2 separate regions of the Homo sapiens genome follow, and region 1 is linked to region 2. Evidence: chromatin loops called from intact Hi-C (ENCODE). Cell type or tissue: heart right ventricle. All regions are shown on one strand.

The links. A loop is a pair of places that touch in the nucleus more often than their neighbours do. Peaks named below come from ENCODE experiments on the same cell type or tissue, not always from the same donor. Only the 100,000 strongest peaks of a DNase experiment are listed, where the experiment ranks them.
Region 1: it touches region 2 in a loop (3-fold over the local background); 4 of 110 quality-filtered maps call a loop at or near these places.

Annotation. Positions count from the first base shown.
Region 1 is chr9:116,109,154-116,117,153 of GRCh38, forward strand. No RefSeq gene overlaps it. Among named protein-coding and RNA genes, the nearest start is that of PAPPA, 41 kb to the right of the region's middle. In heart right ventricle, a CTCF peak has its summit at 3,288; no DNase peak of the experiment used is centred here.
Region 2 is chr9:115,590,127-115,598,126 of GRCh38, forward strand. LOC105376235 (a long non-coding RNA gene) reads left to right here and starts at 6,557. Exons shown (of 7, transcript XR_930270.3): 1 at 6,557-6,619; 2 at 6,903-6,983. In heart right ventricle, CTCF peaks have their summits at 1,550 (motif pointing right) and 3,602 (motif pointing right); a DNase peak (open chromatin) is centred at 1,655; H3K27ac peaks cover 510 bases; H3K27me3 peaks cover 1,532 bases.

The DNA.
Region 1 (8,000 bases), 520 kb after region 2:
TGGTTTTAAAAAACGGGAGTTTCCCTGCACAAGCTCTCTTCTCTTGTCTGCCACCATGTGAGATGTATCTTTCACTTTCTTTCATGATTGTGAGGCCTCTCCAGCCACCTGGAACTGTAAGTCCAACAAACCTCTTTCTTTTGTAAATTGCCCAGTTTTGGATATGTCTTTATGAGCATGTGAAAACAGACTAATAAACTCAGTTTTCCCCATTTTGACCTATTGGTTTAATAAATTTCTTATTGAATCCCAGCAGGAATTTTTGTAGATATAGACAAATTGATTCTAAAACTTTTATGGAAAGCCAAGGTATTAGAATAGCTAAAATAATTTGGAAAAAGAATATAATTGAATAAATTATACTACCTTATTTTAAAACTTATTATATCATTACAGTAATCTATACAGTGTAGCACTGATGAAGGGATAGACACATATATTGGGAGAACAGAACAGAGAACCCAGAAAGACACACACAATATGCCCAACTTATTTTGGATAAAAGTTCACAGTGTTTCAGTAAAGAAAAGACAGCCTTTTCAACAAATTGTTTTGGAACAATTGGACGTCCATAGACCAAAAACAATGCACTTTGAACTAAATATTACACCTGATACAAAAATTTACTCAGAATGGATTATAGAGTTAAATATAAATCTTGCAACTATAAGAACATTTATAAGAACACATAGGTGACATTGCTCGTGACCTAGGGCAAAGTGAAGAATTCTTAGATATGACACCAAAATCATAATCCATAAAATAAAAAAAGTTAAATTAATAAGTTTTGCTCTGTTAAAGTCATTGTTAAGAGAATGAAAACACAATGATAGACTAGGAGAAAATAAGCAAATCACTTGTCTGGCAAAAGATTTGTAACCAGAACATGTAAAGACTGCTCTGAGCTCAACAGTAAGTAAACAATCACCCCTGTTATAAAAAAAATGGCACTTGGCCGGGCGTGGCAGCTCACACCTGTAATCCCAGCACTTTGGGAGGCTGAAGCGGGTGGATCACAAGGTCAGGAGATCGAGACCATCCTGGCTAACACAGTGAAACCCCATCTCTACTAAAAATACAAAAAATTAGCCAGGCCTGGTGGCGGGCGCCTGTAGTCCCAGCTACTCAGGAGGCTGAGGCAGGAGAATGGCGTGAACCTGGGAGGTGGAGGTTGCAGTGAGTCAAGATTGCGCCACTGCACTCCAGCCTGGGTGACAGAGCAAGACTCCATCGCAAACAAACAAACAAAAAAATGACACTTTATCATACAAGGTATATAGAGAGAAGATATATACATAAAGCATGTTCAACTTCATTTACCATTAGTAAAATGCAAATTAAAGCCACAATAAGATACCAGTACACACTTAATAAAATGGCTAAAACAAAAATTTTCTGGCAATAAGCACTATTAACAATAGCAAACACATTGAATCATCCTAGCTGTCCACCAATGGGGGACTGGATAAAGAAAATGTGGTACACGTAAACCATGGAATACTATGCAACTATAAAAAGAAGCAAAACCATGTCCTTTGCAGCAACATGGATATAGCTGGCGGCCATTATTGTAAGCGAATTAATGTAAGAATGGAAAAACAAAATACCACATATTCTCACTTATAAGTGGGAACTGTACGTTGGATACTCATGGATGTAAAGATGGCAACATGCACTGGGGACCACTAGAGGATGGAAAGAGAAAAGGGAGCAAGGGTTGAAAAGCAAACTTTTAGTTACTATGCTCAATACTTGGGTAATGGGATCATTTGTGCCCCAGACCTCAACATCACACAATATACCCAGGTAACAAACCTGCACGTGTACCCCCAAATCTAAGTTAAAAGCTGAAAAAAATATTTAAAAGAAGGCAAAGATATGGGCAGAAAAATTTCTAGCAATAGCAAGTGTTGATGCAAAGCAAATGGTTGTCTCATATATTGCTGGAAAGAATGTAAAATATTAAGTCATACTGGAAAACAGCTTAGCACTTTCTTATGAACTTGAAAATATACTTACAACATGACCCAGCAATAGCACTTTTGGGCATTTGTCCTAGAGAAATGCCAGGATGATATAACACAACAACTTGTACGTGAATGTTTATAGCACCCTGTTATAGATTGAATGCTTATCACCCCCAAAATTCATTTACTGAAGTCCTAACCACTAATGTGATGGTATTAGATGGTGGGGACTTTGAGAGGTAATTAAGTCATGAAGGTAGAATCCTTGTAAATAGGATTAGTGCCCTTATGAGGGAATTATGACACCAAAGCTCTCTCTTTCTCCCCTGTGAGGGTAAACAGAGAAGTTGGAAATCTGCAACTAGGAAGAGGACCCTCACCAGAACCCAGTCATTATGGCACACTTTCTTGAACCTTCAGTGTCCAAAACTGTGAAAAATGTTTTTTGTTGTTGTTTTTTAAGCCACGTAGTCTTTGGTACTTTGTTATAGCAACCTGAACTGACAAACATATACTTTTATTTGCAAGTTCAAAAAATTGAAAATAACTCAGATATCCTTCAACTACATGGATAAACAAACTAGTATATCCATACAACATAATACCACTTAGCATTAAAAAGGAACAAACTATTGATACAACCAAAAGCTTAGACAAATATTAAAGACATTAGGCTGTGTCTTTATAATCTCAAAAGATTACATATTGTATGCTTCCACTTATGTAAAATTCTTGCAGTGAAAAAATTCTAGTGATAGAACATCCCTCAATCAGGACAATGGTTGTCAGAGTCAGTCTTGGGGAGGGTGTGGCTACTAAAAGTTAGCATGAGGGAGTTTTTTGAGGGTGTTGGAACATTTCTATATCCTGATTGTAGTAGTGGCTGTACAAATGTATACATGTGTTAAAATGTTATAGAGCCATACACCAAAAAAAGTGCATAGAAAAAACTGGTGAAATATGTATGAATAAAGTCAGTAGTTTAGGAGTGTTTTGCCAATATCAATTTTCTAATTGTTAAATGTACTATCATTATGTACTATCATTAGGTATCAAATGTTATTATCAAGAGAACCTAGGTAAATGGTACCTTGGAACTTTCTATGCCATTTTTGCAATTCCTAAAATGAAAGAACAAAACTAACTTGAATATCCTATTCATTATCGTTCAAGTCTTACTGATATTTTTTCTTATTTATCTGCTCCTATGAGACCAAGAGCTACTGTGTCCTTATAATCTCAACAGTTCTTTTCTCCCTTTGCTGTTGTAGACATTTTCAACAACATAAAATCACTAGGTAATTAAGCTAAAGGTGAAAACACTGCCCCCTACCAGTAGTGGATTATTTCCTTTGATAAATGTTCATTGAGTGTTCATTATGTGCCTAATTTTACAGTATGTGTAATGGTGAGAATGGGAAGATGGTTACTCAGATAAAGAAAACCAAGAAAGTGGGATAAGAACATAAATTATTGCAATTCAAAGCAGGAGGCCATTCTTGGCAAAGGAAAAGAATATATTGCAAATTGGAAACAAAGAAACAACTAAACTTTTAATTCATGTATTGGGGCTCTATCTATAATTTCAGCAGGAGGAAAATGTCAACAATAAGAAATAGAAAAAAAAAGCCAAAAAACACTATAATAGATGATGTCAGTGAACTGCAACCAAACTTTAAACATCCGTCATTCTGTGCCTTCTTCTGGATAGAATTAAGTCATGGAACAGATTTCTATGAATGCTTACCTTTTTGTTTTTCCTGGAAGAATGCATGAAGTTTACATGGGGGAGTGAGCATGATGGATAGACAAGAAAGGGGAAAAGCCAGAAGCCTGCATTCATAAGAGAGTATGCAGTCCTGTTACAAACTTTCTGTGTTGTCAAGGAAGGAAAGGATCCATACAATTCCCTGCCAGAAGCTGTGCAAAATGCCCTACACATCTAATTTCACTTAATCTCCAAACACCCCTAGGAGGTGGGACTTGTATCAGCAACAACAGAATTCACCTCTGCCTCTCTTAAACAACAGGTTGTTGTTGGGCAGAGGAAAAAGAGGCATCTGTAGGCCTCCCCGCTATGAGTGCTGACACTGAGACACCTCCGCTCCAGCTGAGAATCCCCTCTCCCTCATTCCATCGTTATCTGACCCATTCACTTGACCTAGAAAGTCCAACGCAGGGGCATCCAATGAGCCATTTCAGAGTTACACCATTCATTCCAGGACACATGAAAAGATGCAAATCTCATATTGACTTTTCTGCTTTCCTTCCAGACACACAATGAAGCCTCCCAAATGGGGAACAAGTCCATATGCATGGCAAACCAAAATGACAATTGCCTACTGTAGGTACTATCATCCCAATTTTACAGATGCAGGCTTCAAGGTGGAGAGAAGTGAAAAGAAAAATGTCCCAAGGTTGCATAGTTAGTTTTAATGATTTTAGATTTTAGACTATGTAACTGGGTCTGAACACAAAGCCCAAGGTCTTTCCACTATGATTTTCACACCAGTTTTTTTCTCTCTGATGTGGTGCTTCTTATTTTATTTTTACCATTTCCATACACGCTAGCCTGATTTTCCAACTCCCAGGACTTCCCTTCTCTCAATTCTTTGTGTGTGGGCTTCCTCAGGCCAAAAAGCCCACTTGACTTGTGTCTGAGACAGACCGGAAGTAAAGTGGGAGAATCAACATTTTGGGTGCATCCCTCAACCAATGACTGACAGATGTTGGTGTGTAAATAACCCAGCTTCCTTGCTCCTCCCATAGGTGATTTTTTTTTAATGTGGTAAAATACACATAATATAAAATTTACGCTCTTAACCATTTTTAAGTGTACAGTTCAGTAGTGTTTAGTATATTCATTGTTGCACAACCACACTCCAAAACTGAAAAAAATGAAAATTTTGCAAAACTGAAACTAAACTCTATGTACATTAATCACTAACTGCCCATTTCCCACTCCTGCCAGCCCTTGGCACTTACCATTCTAATTTCTGTCTGTAATTTTGACTACTCTAGGTACCTCCTGTAAGTGAAACCATGCAGTGTTTGTCTTCCTGTAACTGGCTTATTTCACTCAGCCTAATGTCCTCAAGGTTCATCCATATGGTAGCATGTGTCAGAATTTCCTGTTTTTAAAGCTGAATAATATTCCATCTTATGTATATACCATTTTGTTTATACAATCATCTGCTACTGAACATGTGAGTTGCTTCCACCTTTTGACTATGGTAAATAATGCCACCCTGAACATTAAGTGTACAATTATTTTTTGAGTTCCTTCTTTCAATTATTTTGGGGTATATGCCTAGAAGCAGAATTACTGGATCATATGGTGATTCTGTTTTTCATTGTCTGAGCAACCGCCATACTGCTTTATATGGAGGCTGCACCACATTTACGTTACCACTAACAGTGCACGAGGGTTCTGATTTTGCCACCTTCTTGCCAACACTTGTCATTTTCTGTTTTTTACTCTTATTTTTAAGTAGTCCTCCCAATGTGGGTATGGTGGGTCCTGTAGGATCACTTTAAGTGCATATTTAACACTGGCTCCCAGACTTCCACAGTAGGATGAGAGCTCTAGATGCCTATAGTGGTGATTTACTTAATAACTTGTTTTATTGGTTTCCTTTCTTTCCTTGTCGTACTTCCCCACTTCATCACTGCTGTTTTCTTGCACTACCTCCCAAAAAAACTACCTACACTAGAACTCTTACCTCAAGATCTGCTTCTGGGAATCTTGAACTAAGACACATATTTTAGATTATTCTGTATCCCTTATAGCAATTGTTAACATGTACCTTGATCAGTTATGTTAGACTGAGTTGCTTTTCAGCCTCAGTTTGCTGAAAGGTTATCTCCTTCCACATGCAGTGTAGAGTCAATAATTTACTAATTAACTCCATGAGCATAACCCACATTCCTAAATAAATACAGGATTCATGCAGCCTATCGCATGGATAAGAAATCCCTCAATCTTCACTGTACTCAAGATTCTTAAAACTGTACAACATCAGAAGTAAATGGGAGCTAATGGATCTCTAGAGCAGTTGTTTGAAAATGATGTGCCATGGGCCCCTAATGTTTCAGAGACTCTGCACATGTTTAAATTGTGCAGTATAAGAAATAAATTAGTTGTACATAAAATATCAAGACATTTCAAGTGGGCTAACTTGGATTGCCAAGTTCATGGCTTTTGGTGCAAAACTCTTTTCACCATTTCTCCAGTTATCTCTGTTAATTTGAAAGTATCCAAAGTCTCTCAGGCAAGTTTTTTTTTTTATTTTGTTATATCCAGTCACAAATCTATGTCACTCAGGACTTTATCAATACCGTGTCATGATACTGTGACTTCAGATCTCTTATTTTATATTAATCAAGATAATAAAAATATTAAATAATTTCCCCAAAAATATATATCACTGCTTTTATCCTTATATGTACACAGGAGGTTCCTGTATAGTTTGATCAAACATAAACAAAGAGAAAATTTTTCATAGCCATAAAATCTTGTAAACCATAGATTTATGTAAAGCCTTCATCCAATTCATAATGTCTTTCAACAGTATCTTGACATGAGTGCTTAAACATACCCAGTTAAAGAAAGCTTCTACCTTCTGGGGAAGTCTCCTTTATTTTAGGATATTTCTAATTCCTATGAATATTTCTGTTTTTACCCCTATTTTGCTAAAATATGCCTCCCTGCAACTTCCAGTCGTCAATCCAGAGATTTTTTTTCTCCTGACTCTTTCGAGGCAGCCTTGGGACTTTGTTGTGGTTTCCCAGTGTTCTCCCTCAATCAGGCAAGAACTGCTGCAAGTGTTTGAATCTCTGCCTTTTGGCACACAACAAGAAGAAAATCCCCCTTCTCCAGTGGCCAGCAACAAGGCTCCCGTCTCCAGTTTATCTATAGCCTATAGCAAAGTGATGGCAAAGATATGGATTTCACCAAGCTTAATCAAGCCTTAAGTGAATCAACAAGAGTAGGGGTAGGAGGGAAGCTAGAAGTGTAGAGAAGGGATAGGCAACTTTCCAACCCCAAAACATATGGCAATCATTTCGAAAGTTCAAGACGGTATTTATTTCATGCAGCAACACTGTCCCAAGAAGAATGCAGGCCAAATTTCTAATACATTAACCCTATATCCAATTTTTCAGATCATCCCCTTTTCCTCTAATTTTTCTTCCCCAACCCCACTTCACTCGATGCTAGTTCCCCCTCTTTATTTTTTTAAAGACTCCCTGTTTTTCTCGAAAACTAAGGCAGTATAACTGGAATGTTTTAATCTACTATAGCCCCTCTGAATCAATTAATTTCTGCATATTCTGACAACTGAGGGGTTGGGGCAAGGGCTGAGGGAGAACAATGGTTGGGTGGTGAGAGGTTAGGATGTAGCAGGGGGTGAGGAGAATGGGAGGTGGAACTCCCTGGAGGACTTTAGACAGGGGAAGATAAATTACCCTTGTGTTTGCTGTTGAGAGAAAATGACTGGGGGAGAGTCTGGTATATGACATGAGCACACATGAGCATTGGGGGAGGGAGTACTGCCTGTCATTCAGAAGGTTAAAAAATAGAAAAAGAAAGGGCTATTGTACATGAGATTAAGTTCTTGATTTGATTCTCAGCTTGGTTGTTGTTGGTGTATAGCAGGGCTACTGATTTGTGTACACCGGTTTTGTAACCCGAGACTTTACTGAATTAATTTATCAATTCTTTGGGTATTTTGGAAGAGACTTTAGGGTTTTCTAGGCACAATATGATATCGACAGCAAACAGGGATAGTTTGACTTCCTCTTTTTTTCCAGGTTGGATGCCCTTTATTTCTTTCTTCTGCCTGATTGCTCTGGCTAGGACTTCCAGTACTATGTTGAATAGAAGTGGTGAAAGTGGGCATCCTTGTCTTTTTCCACTTCTTATGGAGAATGCTTTCAACTTTTCCCTGTGCAGTATGATATTGGCTATGGGTTTGTGTTATTTGTTTTATATTATTTTGAGATACGTTTCTTCTATGCCTAGTTTGTTCAGAT
Region 2 (8,000 bases):
TAGGTCATGTTAAGAAATCTAAAGCTGACTGTAGACTGAAGTCTGGCTTCAGTAAATATGAAAGAGAAAAGAAGAGCTGACTAACTGCTTTGAATTAGAGCCAGGAGAGACTGTTGCATTGCTACTGACCTGCAGTTAGAAAGTTCATCAGGGCAAGGAGCCAGTGATTGTTTCCCAGGGAACATGTGTGGGCCAATGATACAGAGCTCACTGGAGTCTTGGTTGGTTTTGTCCAGTAGGTCTGCCTGGAGGGAGAAGGAAAACTTACAAAAGGAGACTGGGGGTATACTTGTGTGTGAAGGCCCAGATAATGAGGACAGATCCCCAGAGACCTCCTAGAATAGCTAGAAAAGCCTGGGGTCAAAGAAGCTGCAGGGGAGGAGTGTCCAACATGAAACCTCTGAGGAGTTCAGGGAAACACCCCAAGAGAAAGGAAGTCAGCTTTAATCTTCGGCAGGGCCTAGAGAGTGAGAAGTCAATCAGGAATAATAAATGACCCATCTCCTTGTCCCCTGTACCCTTTGAACCAGAGGGGAGCAAAACAGAAGCTAGCTAATGAAAGATGTGTTATAGAATTCAGGGTAACTGAGGTTATGCTGCAGAAGCAAATAACAAAAAGATCTCGAGGACTTCTTGTTTAAGTTCTTTTTTTCTTCACATACATTTATTTTCTGTTCACACTACAGTATGTTATCAGTTAGCATGGGTCTCTGTTCAGCATAGTTCAGGCAGGCACACAGGCCAATAGAGGTTCTGTCTTGATACATATTTCCAAAAGACATTGTCATTGCATAAGCACAGCATTGGAACACTGTGTGACTGTCCTATGGACCTCAACTGTCCCATTTTTAACCACTGTGTGACTGTCCTGTGGACCTCAACTGTCCCATTTTTAAAATGGGAATTCATGAAATGAGGCAGAAAAAAGGAACAACACATATCGACATTTCTCAATTTTTTAAAAAGAAATTATGTGTGTGTTCATCTATCCCAGATTAGAGTTTTTTTTTTTTTTTTTTTTTTTTTTTTGAGACGGAGTCTCGCTCCTGTCGCCCAGGCTGGAGTGCAGTGGCGCGATCTCCGCTCACTGCAAGCTCCGCCTCCCGGGTTCACGCCATTCTCCTGCCTCAGCCTCCTGAGTAGCTGGGACTACAGGCAGCAGCCACCTCGCCCGGCTAATTTTTTGTATTTTTAGTAGAGACGGGGTTTCACCGTATTAGCCAGGAAGGTCTCGATCTCCTGACCTCGTGATCCGCCCACCTCGGCCTCCCAAAGAGCTGGGATTACAGGCATGAGCCACCGCACCCGGCCAGAATATTTTAATTAATTTTTTTCCTCTAACATATTTCACAAAACACACTTTTGCAAAGACCAGAATACAAGCACACCTCTGTATTTTATGTCGTTGCTGTTGTTGCCATCATACTCCTCTGAGAGTGTATGGAGGTCCACACCCAACTTTCTTGGTAAAACAGCATCCTATTTTTATCTGTTGGATTTTCAATTCTAAGATTCAAATCCAAGCATCTTCTTGCTTGTAGGCAAAGTGACCACTAGAGGGAAGCAACTGCCAGGCAGAGCAATTTCTTCACGCCATGGGTAATTTGATCCCTGTGTGTCATACTCCAAGGGTTTGGACAGAATACCTAGTTCTAACAGGAAGTTAGTAGTCACGGAGCCTGGCTACTGCCAAGCTCTTTCACTGACTTTGATCAAACCACACTTGGGGCTGCGTGCAGTGGTTTATATCTGTAATCCTAGCACTTAGGAAGGCCTAGGTGGGAGGATTGCTTTAGATCAGGAGTTTGAGACCAGCCTGGGCAAAATAGGGAGACGTTATCTCTACAAAAAAGTAAAATAGGCATGGAGGTGCACAACTGTGGCCCTAGCTACTAAGGAGGATGAAGTGGGAGGATCGCTTGAACCCAGAAGTTAAAGGTTGCAGTGAGCTATGATTGTGCCACTGCACTCTAGTCTGGGCAACAGAGCAAGAACCTGTATCTAATAAATAAATAATAAACAAACAAACAAACCACATTTGGGCTCTGTGTCCCTGGGTCTTTATAGACACAAAGTATAGCCTTGGGAAACATGAGTGGCCTTTATTTATTTTTGTGAAACTCTCCCAGTAATTCTTTTTATAAGGCTCTTCCGTCACCTCTTTTAAGACTAACTGGAGCGGTAACCCCTCCTTAGGCTCAGAGATGACATTCTCTCCATTCAGCCAGCTTGTCCTCTGCCCTCATGGGACACATCGCTCTTCTTGAGCTGATGGGAGTCTGAGAAACAATCTTATACACCAAAGATAACCCTCCATTCCTCTATGGGCAGAAAAACAGATCGCAATTAGATGAGCCAGGGACCTTAATAAATGCAGATGTCCATTTAAATAAACCAGCAACTCTTGGGATGTAAACAGAAACAGAAACATACTTCATAATTAGAGATGAATGATGAGCAAATGAGTCAGTAGAGGATGGATTAAAGCAATAGTCTATAGCAATAATCAGAAAGTCAGAGCCCAAATCTCAGATCTCTCAGTAATTGTTAATTTTTGTTAGATTATTTAGTGTTTCTGAGTTTCAGCTTCTACATCTGTACAAAGAATCTGATGATACTTATTTGTGTGCATGCACAAAGCTAGGTACATTGTAGCATTCAAATGTTCATCTTAAGAAACAAAATGAAGGGTGAAGAAAAAGAGCAAACTTTGTGCATCTAATACCTGGTACAGTGGAGTCAACTAGTGCTTTGGGGCATATCACACTGGTGGTCTAATTCCAGCTCTGCCATCTACTGGCTGTGTGACCTTGGACTTGTCACTGACCCATATTCAACCTCAGTTTCTTATTTGGAAACCTAAAGTATTAATGGCTGCTTGATATCCAAAGGAGACAGATGATAGGCATCAAGTCAGTAGCTACCAAGGATTATTATTTTCCACATAAGGTACTTTTCTAAATTCATCCTGATTAATACTATAATATAATCTCATCATCAACCCTCTAAAGCAGGAATTATTATCCCCATTTCACAGGCCAAGAAACTGAGAGATTTAAAACTAGACAGTGTCTGGACTGTTTCTGTGGTCTAATTGTTTCATCATGCCTTAACTGAAGTAGAAGACCTGTTGACCCATGCTGACTACTAGAGCTCCTGGCTAAGGTTTCCTTTGCTTTCCTTTGTTTGTTTGTTTGTTTTTGAGATAGGGTCTCACTCTGTCACCTTAGCTAATGTGAAGTATCGCAATCACAGCTCACTACAGCCTTGAATTCCTGGGCTCTAATGGTCCTCTTGCCTTAGCCTCTAGAATAGCTGCTACAATGCAGGTACATGCCACCATACATGGCTAATTTTTTATTTTTTGTAGAGACTGGAGTCTTGCCATGTTGCCCAGGCTGGTATCAAATTCATGGCCTCGAGCTATCCTCCTGCACTAGCCTTCCATAGCCCTGAAATTACAGGTGTGGGCCCCCATGACCAGCCTAAGGTTCTCTCTGATAAGTGCTATTTCCTCCGCAGCCTTCCCAAAGCTTTGGGGGGTACACACTTTCTTTGCCTACCGTTTTCTCCTCTAGTGTGTGCATTGACTGAAATCACCCACTAGATGGTGCTGATATACTAACTTTGGTTTGCTTTGGCATCTACCCGGTGAATTAAAAATTTACTTTATACATCAACAAACCAAAATCTCTACATAAATCTCAGCTTGTAAGAATCATATACTTGTAAAGATTTTTTTTTTTAAATTCAGGGTGAACTCTGGAGGCTTAGTTATCTTGCTTAAAAATGCAGACCAGCCTTCTATAAATTTACCAGCTGAGGCTCTTCTATGGCCATGAGCAATCTCAACACTGTGTGTGTATCTGCTCCAGGGTGAGATGGAAATTATTAGCGGCTTTTTCTCTGAGTGTATAGCTCAATGGGCTTGTGAGAGCCCACCAGCTCTCCATAGCTTCTGCTTACTGCTCTGTGAAAGGAGACGCAGAATACAGACTCGGCTCACAGCTCATGTGAGGATAGAACAGGGTATTCTAGTAGATCTGATTACTCTCTGATTTCCACTTCTTTCTCTTATTGCCTGTCACAAATGTCTATAAAATCATCATTTTGGAAAAGTATCACACCCCTTTATAACAACAATAATAACCAACCTCTATATAGCCTTTTGTGGTTTACAAAGCATGTCTCTCTCAAATATTTAATATATCTAAATTAACAGTCAGTGTTATTTACTCCATTTTACAGAGGAGAAATTAAGGCTCAAGGGAGTAAGTAGATTCCTAAGGATCTACAAACTATTTAATTACAGTGCCAGAACTTGAACCCAAGCTTTCTGATTACAAGTATCTGGCTAATGTCACTACACAAGATAAAAACCTTTATTACATCTAAGGAATACACTTATAATGACAACTCATATCCTGCTACTTCTTTTCTGAATACCTCTGAATTTCACCTTACTTCAAAATTCAGAGTCCCTGGAGGGAGAAAACAACCCTCTCTCCCCACTTTTCTTGTTTCCTCCCTCCTGTCTTCCATTCTAGTGCCCAACCCAGCAATAAATGTTGTGGGAGGCAACAGAGAAGACACTGTCTGTGTTCCATGTAGCTACAGAACACCAAAGCTGGAAGGGATTATTGTGATTATCTCATCTAACCACCCCTTTTCCATTTAAGGAAATCAAGCCAGGAAGGACAAGAAATATTCCTATATGTGACGCCATGGGATTGTCTCAAATGACCTACTTTTAATTGCAGTGAATCTATACCTTGGTATACATTAGTTTAGAAACTGTGTTCATGCCAACTGCATTTCCTTTAAAAGAACATCTAGTTTAAGTTTTTCACTCATGCAGCATCCCCTCTTCCCTCTGACCCCCAACATACATACACAATAATCTTGGGATCTTCCAACTTTGTCTTATGAAATCTTATCAAAGTTGAAATCTTCATGTCACAACTTTACTATTTTAGGGTCTAAGGCAAAGCAAATTCAACGAAATCTGAGCTGTAATTGGCCTTTTTATTCTTTATTTGCCTCATACCTCCTGTTTGTCTTGTAGATGCTTCTGCTATTGAAATAATCTCAATGTATTACAGCTGCCTTTCTCCTTACCTGCTTCTCTCAGGGAGCTGAATAGCCTTTGGGAAAAGAACTGAATCTTAGAAATCTTTGTAACTCCAGAGTCTACTCTAGTTTTTGGCAAAGAGTACATGATCAATAATTAATTGCTAAATTAAATTACAGTGCATTAAATTGGACCTCCACATTAAGAACCACCTCTCTGGGCATGTATCATCAGGATTTTAAAATCCAGATGGATTTAGGAAAAAAGCACCTATTAATAGATATTGAAGGTTGAAGATCTATTAAGATATTTAAGGTTTAACAAACACTTTTCTAATTCTGCCCTCCAGGTCCCACTGGTTAGATGAGGGTATTTGAATTAAGGATTAAACCACACAGAATCTTCTAATTTAGTAATACTGTTTGAGCTCCTCCCATGTGAAAAAGTAAGCAATCAGGTGTTCTGAAGGCCACAGAATTCTTATAGGCAGCAACAAATCAGGGAACACCACCTGGAAGAGGAGAAGTAGAACCAGGCTTTAAGAGGCTGAATTTGGAGAGGCATAGAGGAGTCCCTCCAACAAAAAGAGGGTTGCAAGGTTTAGGATTTGCCATGATATGAAAGCCTGTCTAGTCCTCTGGCTTGGTGGACTTATAACTCCATCATTTTTACAGGTAGAAGGGGCTTTAAGGTCTTCTAGTTCAACCTTCCATTACACATGTGGGAAGACTGAGGCCAGAGCAGGGAGGTAACTTGGCCACTGTTCCCCAGCAAGTGAGCGACAGCACAGGGATGAGAGCCCAGGTCTGACTTACAGCCCTGTGCTCTTTTCACCACATTTCTTGAATAATCCACTGTGCACCTGGCGATGCTTTTCTTTCAGAATCCAGCCACGACTTCGTTTTCTCTGCATGGCAGGCAGCCAAGCGCCTTGAACTTCTCCATGTTACCATTTTGCCCTCTGCAGAATGGGATATTAAAGTATTCACTTGGGGGAGGGGTCATGGGGTTTCGTCAATAAATGTTTGTGAATTGCTCTGAGCTATTTATGCCAGAGGGATTCCAGAAGTGAAAGACCCTGGTGGCCGTGGTGGTTGTATCTGAGCCTTTTTTGAGGTCTTCCCTCTACTCTGCAGAATTAAAGAGATGGTTTAAGTGATAAACTATTCCTTATGAGCTGTATTTGTGTTGAAAGCACAGCATGAGTTCCCAGCACGCTTCCTCTAGCACAACCACAGCTATGCACCAATCCTCCTGGGTTCAGAGATGGAACTTGGGTTAAATGCATGGAATTTATTCTTAGTCCTTTTCTTAATTACGACTTTTTATTTCTCTGGTGTTCTCTAGGGGAGGGGTTAGAGAAGAGAGGAAAAGGAAGAAAGAAAGGGGGCAGGGAAATATAGATTCAATGCTTTTGTTTTGTTTCTGGGCTGCTTGCTATCAGCAAAGTAGAGAGATTTAACGGATCTTGCCGAGAATGCAAGCCTCATTCCAAGGAAGCCAGAGCTCAGAAGACATGGAACAAATACAATGAAAACATAACTTGAGGTGAGGGCAATCGTTATTTGACTAATAAATTCCGTAGGCTGATAGTGAAAGACTGAACCTTTTGTCTATCAGTTAATTTAATAAACAAATAAAAGGGACTTTCAAGTTAAGAGAGCCATGTAATCCTGTGGAAGATGTTTCAGCAAATTGCTATGTAAAAACCAACACCATTGCTACACTAGGCTAGTCTTGCAGATTTTCCTCCTGTGTCCAATCTGGCATCTCAGAGCACTAAAACCCTACTCCCTCTTACGTTCTGGTCTTTCTTTTATTCAAAATCCAGGTCGGAAAATGTCCCCTGAATATTTATGTCAATGTCCTACCTTAGTGAATATTACTTAATACTGTGGCTCCTTTAAAGCATGTAAGTAGCTTGCATGTAAGTACATTCTGACTACTTTTTTTTAATTATCCTTTCCCTCCTCCTCCTCTTTCTCCTTTTATATCTTCTTTTCCTTATCCTTTCTATTTTTTTTTAATTTTCCTTTTTCACTGTGATCATTAAGCCATATGCTACAGGGTACTGTGCAATCTACAGAGGGAGAAAGTTAAAATAAGATGGGTTTTGGAGGTAAATATCCTACTTGTAAATGCTGCCTTGGTAGAGACTGGCTGTGGGAAATCAAGCAACTTCTGAAACTTTACAAGACAGATTTCTCATCTACAACATGAAGAAAATAATCCATTGTCCACAGGCTTCTTGTGAGGGTAAACAGACTGAGTAGATTAAAGCACCACAGTACAATCTGGGATAAATGGGCACTTGACATTTGTGAGTTTCTGCAATCTCCTTTGATCATGAGCTCAGATGGTAGGCACTGGGAGTTCTGTTTCATACAAGCACAATTATGGAGCCCTGGGGGAGTAAGTTCCAAAGGGATATCTCCCTAGATGATTCTACCAACCCTCATTTTCCCCCACGGAGCAATTAAACCATCTGACCAAGAAGGTAGTTAGCACGGGGTTTAAGGAAGGTAGGTTAAGGAGTAGGAGAGAACTGAATTGGAGCCCAGCTGCTCTACTGACTAGCTCTTGATGTTGGTCAAGTGCCCAACACTTGTATTTAAACTCAAGTATGTTTTCCACACGTACAAAAATGGAGACAACCTACTTCATTTACCTTTGTGGTGAGGAGCTAGCAAATGTTAAGCACTTCAAATGATATCTGGCACACAGCAAATTTGGTTACTGTTATTTTTTCAAGAATAGCCCCAAGAGGGTACATGCTTAGGACCATAGGACTTCAGTAGAGTAAGAGGGCACAGTGAGCTGGTAAAAACCATGCTTTTCACCTGGGTGGGTTAGGCTCCCACCTCTTTCCCTCACTAATAACAGATTAGTATTGCATACACAGTTCTGGCCCAGTGCAAGGATTACCTGT